Regions from separate parts of the Mus musculus genome. Here region 1 is linked to region 2. Evidence: chromatin loops called from intact Hi-C (ENCODE). Cell type or tissue: left cerebral cortex. All regions are shown on one strand. Links, peaks and the distances in the headings refer to the core of each region. The heading gives the core; the rest is flanking DNA.

Region 1 (2,811 bases), core at 234-2,733, 48 kb before region 2:
GTCAGATCCCCTGGGATCAGAGTGACAAATCAAAGGGGAATGTCAACAGCCAAGACAGAGAAAGGGGCAAGAAACATTTAGTCTCTCTAGGGCAGTTTTAGTATATAAGAGAATCATGTGGAGGGCTTGTTAAAAACAGACTTCTGGAGCCCAGTCCCAGAATTCCCGAGTCAGTACAAGGGGGAAAGCAAAAGAACCAAGTGTAGTATATTTCTAGCAAGTTCCCAGATGGTGGTATTACAGGTCCAAGATCCATATGGAAAGAACCGCCCTAAAGAAGAACCGCGGGATGACTCAGTTCCTCATGTGTCCCGCCTCCAGTGTCTCTACCCACTGAGAAATTCTAGCTGACCCAGGATTGAGTAACTTCTGTCACCAAAAAGAAGAAATCCTGTGACTGGCAGCCTTGTAGGTTGGGAGGGAAGTTCTCTGAAGGCAGGGATGGTAGACACACAAAACTAGATGTCCTCAAAGCTGGTACTGAACACGCCCTCTCTGTTTGGAGCAACGTCTTCTCCAGCAGTTTCCATCAGGGTTAAAAGTTCTAAAAGAAGCCAGGCAGTGATGGCCACACCTTTGATCCCAGCACTAGTGAAGCAGAGGCAGGAGGATCTCTATGAATTCAAGGCAAGCCTGGTCTACAGAGCGAGTTCCAGGACAGCAAAAACCCTGTCCAAAACAAAACAAAACAAACAAGCAAAAGTTCTAAAAGAAAGTATGGTGTGTGGCAGGATCCTACAGGTTAGTATCTCTATTGAAACTCTATTCAATTTCTAGACCAAGAGAGGAGACTTCTGCTGTGGCTGCTTTGTTGAATACAGACGCCTAGAAGATGCAGGAGACTGCACTGGGTGCCCTTTGGACCAGTTAGACCTCTGAACAGGACATGTGCCATTGTGAATCTCAACCTAAGAGAGGCTGACAGGCCAGGATTGTTGTTCTAGTTATTTTTGCATCACTGCAACAGGATGTCAGACAGGAACAACCCGAAGAAGGATAGGTTCATTTTGGCTCGTGGTTTGAGATGGTTAGGTCCCCACGGGCTAGGTCCGAGATTGCTTGCCCTTGGGCTTGGTGGCAGAAGCATTGGACTCGGGAGTTTCTTTACCTCACAGCAGACAGGAAACAAAGTAAAAAGCCATTCTCCTGGGGCCTCTTTAACCTAGTCAGGCCCCACCTGCTTCAATTTTGCCAAACTCCCAAAATACTACCACTGCCTAGGGACCAAACCTGAAGTGCATGAGTTTATGGGGACTTTGCACATCCAAACCATGGCACTTATTGTCCCTTAAAAGCTCAATGTCTCTGGTGCTAGAGAGATGGCTCAGCAGTTAAGAGCATGGATTGTTCTTCCAGAGGTCCTGAGTTCAATCCCAGTTACCACATGGCCCCTCTCAACCATCTGTAATGTGCTCTAATTCCCTCTTCTGGCATGTAGGTGTCCATGCAGATAGAGCACTCATTTACATTTAAAAAATTCAAACATCTCATTCTTGCACCAGATTTGTATCCTGGGCAAGACAGAAAAAACTTCCTTCTCCCTTCCTAGGTCCTGAGGCAAGCCCAAAAATTATACAAAATTAAAGTATGGGAAATAAATTAAATTAAAGAATAGGAAACAGTAGGATGTGGTGACACCTGGATATCAACATTTAAGAGATGGAGACAGGAGGTTCAGGAGTTCAGAGCCAGCCTGAGCTATATGAGATCCTGTCTCAAGCAAAAAGAAAAAAATTATTCAAATTTTTTACACATTCATGGGAGAAATCATAAAGCCCAAAAGTTAATATAGTTGATGGATTTTTTTTTAAATGAGACAGGATCTCATGTATCCCAGGCTAGCCTCATTTTTTAATGAGACAGGATCTCATGTATCCCAGGCTAGCCTCATTTTTTTAATGAGACAAGATCTCATGTATCCCAGGCTAGCCTCAAACTCACTATTTGTAGCCAGGAATGACTTTGAGTGACAGTGTGAATCATCATACCAACTTGTATTTGGTGCTGGCAATTGAATCCAGGGCTTTGTATATACTACTTGAGCACTCTGTGCTAACTGAGCTGCATTCTCAGCCTTCATTCATTCATTCATTCATTCATTCATCTGCTTTTCAGACCAAGTCACTAAGTAGCCCAGGCTGGCCTCAGATTCACAATCATCCTGCCTCCATCTCCCAAGTATTGAGAGCATAGGTTAAGAACCTCCCGATCCAGTTGATAAATTCAGTACAACTAATAACCAACTCTAGGATTAGGACAAAACAAGGGAAGTAAGGAAGAGGGCCCTGTGGGACAGTGACTAGACAGTGACTATTATCTCAGTAGGGAGAGACCAGCGGAACACAGGTTGATCTGCGTTCGTCTCTTTGGTGTCAGCTATCCACGTCTGGAAAGAAGACTGTTCTCATCCTGCCACCAGCAGGGACTCACGAGAGAGACGGTCATAGGATGCTTTTAGGCAGGAAGGGAAAAATCAGCTTTTCCTGAATTTACTGTATCTCAAGTGCTTTCAGCTTCAAAAAATTGATTTTCTAAACTAACAAAAAAAAAGTTTTAGGGCTGGAGAGACAGCTGAGCAGTTCTTCACTTCTGTTGCCCCTGACACAGACTTGAGCTCCATTCCCAGCAGCACAGCAGGTGGTTCACAGCCACCTATAACTCTAGCTTCCACAGGCATCCACACTCATGTGGCACACATTCACACAAACACACACAGGTACACATAACTTTAAAAATAACAAAAAATAAAATTCAAAGTACTGAAGTTGAAAGAAAATTAAATTCAAGGTCCATGACTCACGCGGCTTGCTA
Region 2 (2,811 bases), core at 11-2,510:
GAATATTTATTTATTTGTTCATTTATTTATTTTAGATAGGGTTTCATTACGTAGCCTTGGCTGGCCTGAAATTTGCTATGAAAAGGCTGGCCTCAAGCTCACAGATATCCTCCCGAAATTTGGTATTAAAGGCATGCACCACCATCTCTGGCTTGCACTATAAATATTTTTAAAGAGGCTTAAAGCCAGGCATGATGGTATGCCCCTGTAATGCTAACACTTGGAAGGCACAGGCAGGGAAGAACAGGAATTAAAATCAGTCTTGGCTACCTAGCAAATTCAAGGCCTGCCTGAGAGACATAAGCTATCTATGAGACCTTCTAAAAAGGGGTTTGGGGTAAAGGAATTGGCCACAACAGCATGTACCTGTATCTTCAGCAGTCAGGATGCTGGGGCAGAAGGTTTGCCTTGTGCTCCAGGCCAACCTGGTCTACACTATATAGAGCCATATAATGAGAGTCTGTCTCACAACAACAAAACCAGCAGAGCCACTGAGTTCGGTTCTCACGATGCAGAGCACAAACAGAAGAGGTAAGAAAGGACTGAGTTTACTCCAGGTCTCTTCTCCAAAGAAGGTACAGCTGGACCCTAAGTGTCTACACCAGCCATCATCACAGACGTGCAAAGTGAAACCAACCCACCCCACAGCCACTAAAAGGACCGCTACCAAAAATTAAACGCGGGTCTCGGGAGATGGATCTGTGGAAAAGGACCTGAGTACAGTGCCCATCATCCACATAAAGGCTTGTGTGGCTCTGAGCATCTATAACCGCAGCCCCAGGGGACTGGAGACAGGTGGGTCCTTGGAGCTCACTGACACCACCCAATGCAGCTGAAAAGATCCAGAGTCAGCGAAGGCCCTACTCAAAATGTAAGATGGAGAAGAAGACATCCTGGTGCTGACCCCTGGCCTCCACTGCCACACGCATGAGTGTGTGCTCCCTCACACCTCAGTGCACACATAGAAAAAAGCTGGGCATGGGGTTCAGCAATTAAGAGCGCTGGCTGCTCTTCCAGAAGCCCTTCCCGGCATCCACATCGCAGCTTACAACCACCTGTAACTGCAGTTCCAGAGGATTCCTGCCCTCTTCTGGACACCATAGGTACTGCATCCATGTGGTACATATACATAAAATTAAAATATAACCTTTTTTATTAAAAGAGAGAGAGAGATGGAAGGTGAGGACTAGCAATCAAGGTTATCCTCTAACACCATACATGTGTCTACACTCACATGCAAATATACATACATAGCATAAATTATAAACACACCAAAAAATTATGTTTGTATACAGAGGTCTGAGGGCTGGAGAGACTACTCAGTGGTTAAAAGCACGTGCCGCTTTCCCATGCAGTTGTGTGTGTATATGTGTGTGTGTGTGTGTGTGTGTGTGTGTGTGTGCGCGCCTGTGTGTATGTCTATATGTGCATATTGACGTATGTATGAGTATGTATGTGGGTGTGTTCTGTATGTGTGTCTGTGTATATGTTGTATGTATGTCTGTGAGTGTCTGTGTTTATCTGTGTATGTGTGTGTGTGTCTGTTGTGTCTGTGTCTGTATGTGTATGTCTTTATGTGTGTGTCTCGCTGTGTGATGTGTGTCTGTGTATTTGTGTGTGTGTGAATGTGTACTATGTGTGTGTCTGTATCTGTGTATCTGTGTGTGTGTGAGAGAGAGAGAGAGAGACCAGAAGTCAGCTGCTCTGAGTGTTGTTCTTCAGGTTCAGTCTGCCTTGTCTTTTGAGGCAGGGTCTCTCACTGAGTAGGCGAGGCTAACTTGCCAGCAATCACTATACCTGTCTCATCTCCAGCACCCAGCACTATGATAGATAGCACTGATGTCTATACAGAGATAGGTTTGGGCTCCGTGACTGGCTTGTTTACATAAAGATGAAACTCAGGTCCTCATGCATGCGAGATGAATGCGTGGCTTGATTGAACCCCTGCTCACCCCCCCCTTTTTCTATTTGTTTATTTATGTATTCACTGGGACAGGGTCTCCCTTTATATCTCAGGCTGCTTTCAAACTCACAACAATCCCCCTGCTTCAGCCTCAAAGTGCTGGGATTTTAGATGTGACCCATCATGTCTGGCTAAATTTCCTTTCTTCCTATGCCAAATGATAAGAATGAAATCCTTTCTAGGAGGGTGGGTGATGGTGGCACACACCTTTAAGCACTCCCACTGCGGAGGCAAAGACAGGTGGATCTCTGAATTCCAGGCCAACCTGGTCTACAGAGCAAGTTCTGGAACAGTGATGTCTATACAGAGAAAACCAAAAAGCCAAACCAACCAATAATAATAATAATAATTAATATTAATAATAAGCCTTTCTATGGCCAGCCCAGCCTGATCTACATAGCAAGTTGGGGGCCAGCCTGGATTGCACAAGATACTACCTCAATAAAATAAAATAAAATTATAAATATAAATAAATAAAATCAAAATCTCCCTATGGAGTATTGATACCGAATCTACAGAGTCTTTCCCCCATGCAACACGATTCACAAATTACCAGATTACTCTAGGAGCTGAAAGGATGTTTGTGCAATGATCCAGATATCTCTCCCAGCAGGCTTAGGACCTGGGTTTTTCCTAGGGCTGAGCTATTGGGGAGGGGGGTGCATCTGTGGGCATCAAACCCTTCCAGGAAGGAGATTTCCAGGAACCCGGGTGTCCTTTTTTTCTCTTCCTCTTCTCTGTTTTGGGCGTGGTCCAGCTCTGTCATAGCAACTGACAGACTTTTGTCATCACAGAGATTCCAAGGTTGTCTAGAGTGCCAACATGGCGTCCAGACCAGCTGTCTGACC

What was found. Hi-C counts contacts between places; a loop is a spot of excess contacts. Peaks named below come from ENCODE experiments on the same cell type or tissue, not always from the same donor. Only the 100,000 strongest peaks of a DNase experiment are listed, where the experiment ranks them.
Region 1: it touches region 2 in a loop (2.0-fold over the local background); 15 of 42 quality-filtered maps call a loop at or near these places.

Annotation. Positions count from the first base shown.
Region 1 is chr4:132,615,571-132,618,381 of GRCm38, reverse strand. No RefSeq gene overlaps it. Among named protein-coding and RNA genes, the nearest start is that of Eya3, 22 kb to the left of the region's middle. In left cerebral cortex, for the core only: no CTCF peak of the experiment used is centred there; DNase peaks (open chromatin) are centred at 290, 845 and 1,445; H3K27ac peaks cover 1,033 bases.
Region 2 is chr4:132,567,555-132,570,365 of GRCm38, reverse strand. The region is part of intron 1 of Ptafr (platelet-activating factor receptor); the gene reads right to left. Among named protein-coding and RNA genes, the nearest start is that of Ptafr, 4.9 kb to the right of the region's middle. In left cerebral cortex, for the core only: a CTCF peak has its summit at 1,094 (motif pointing left); no DNase peak of the experiment used is centred there.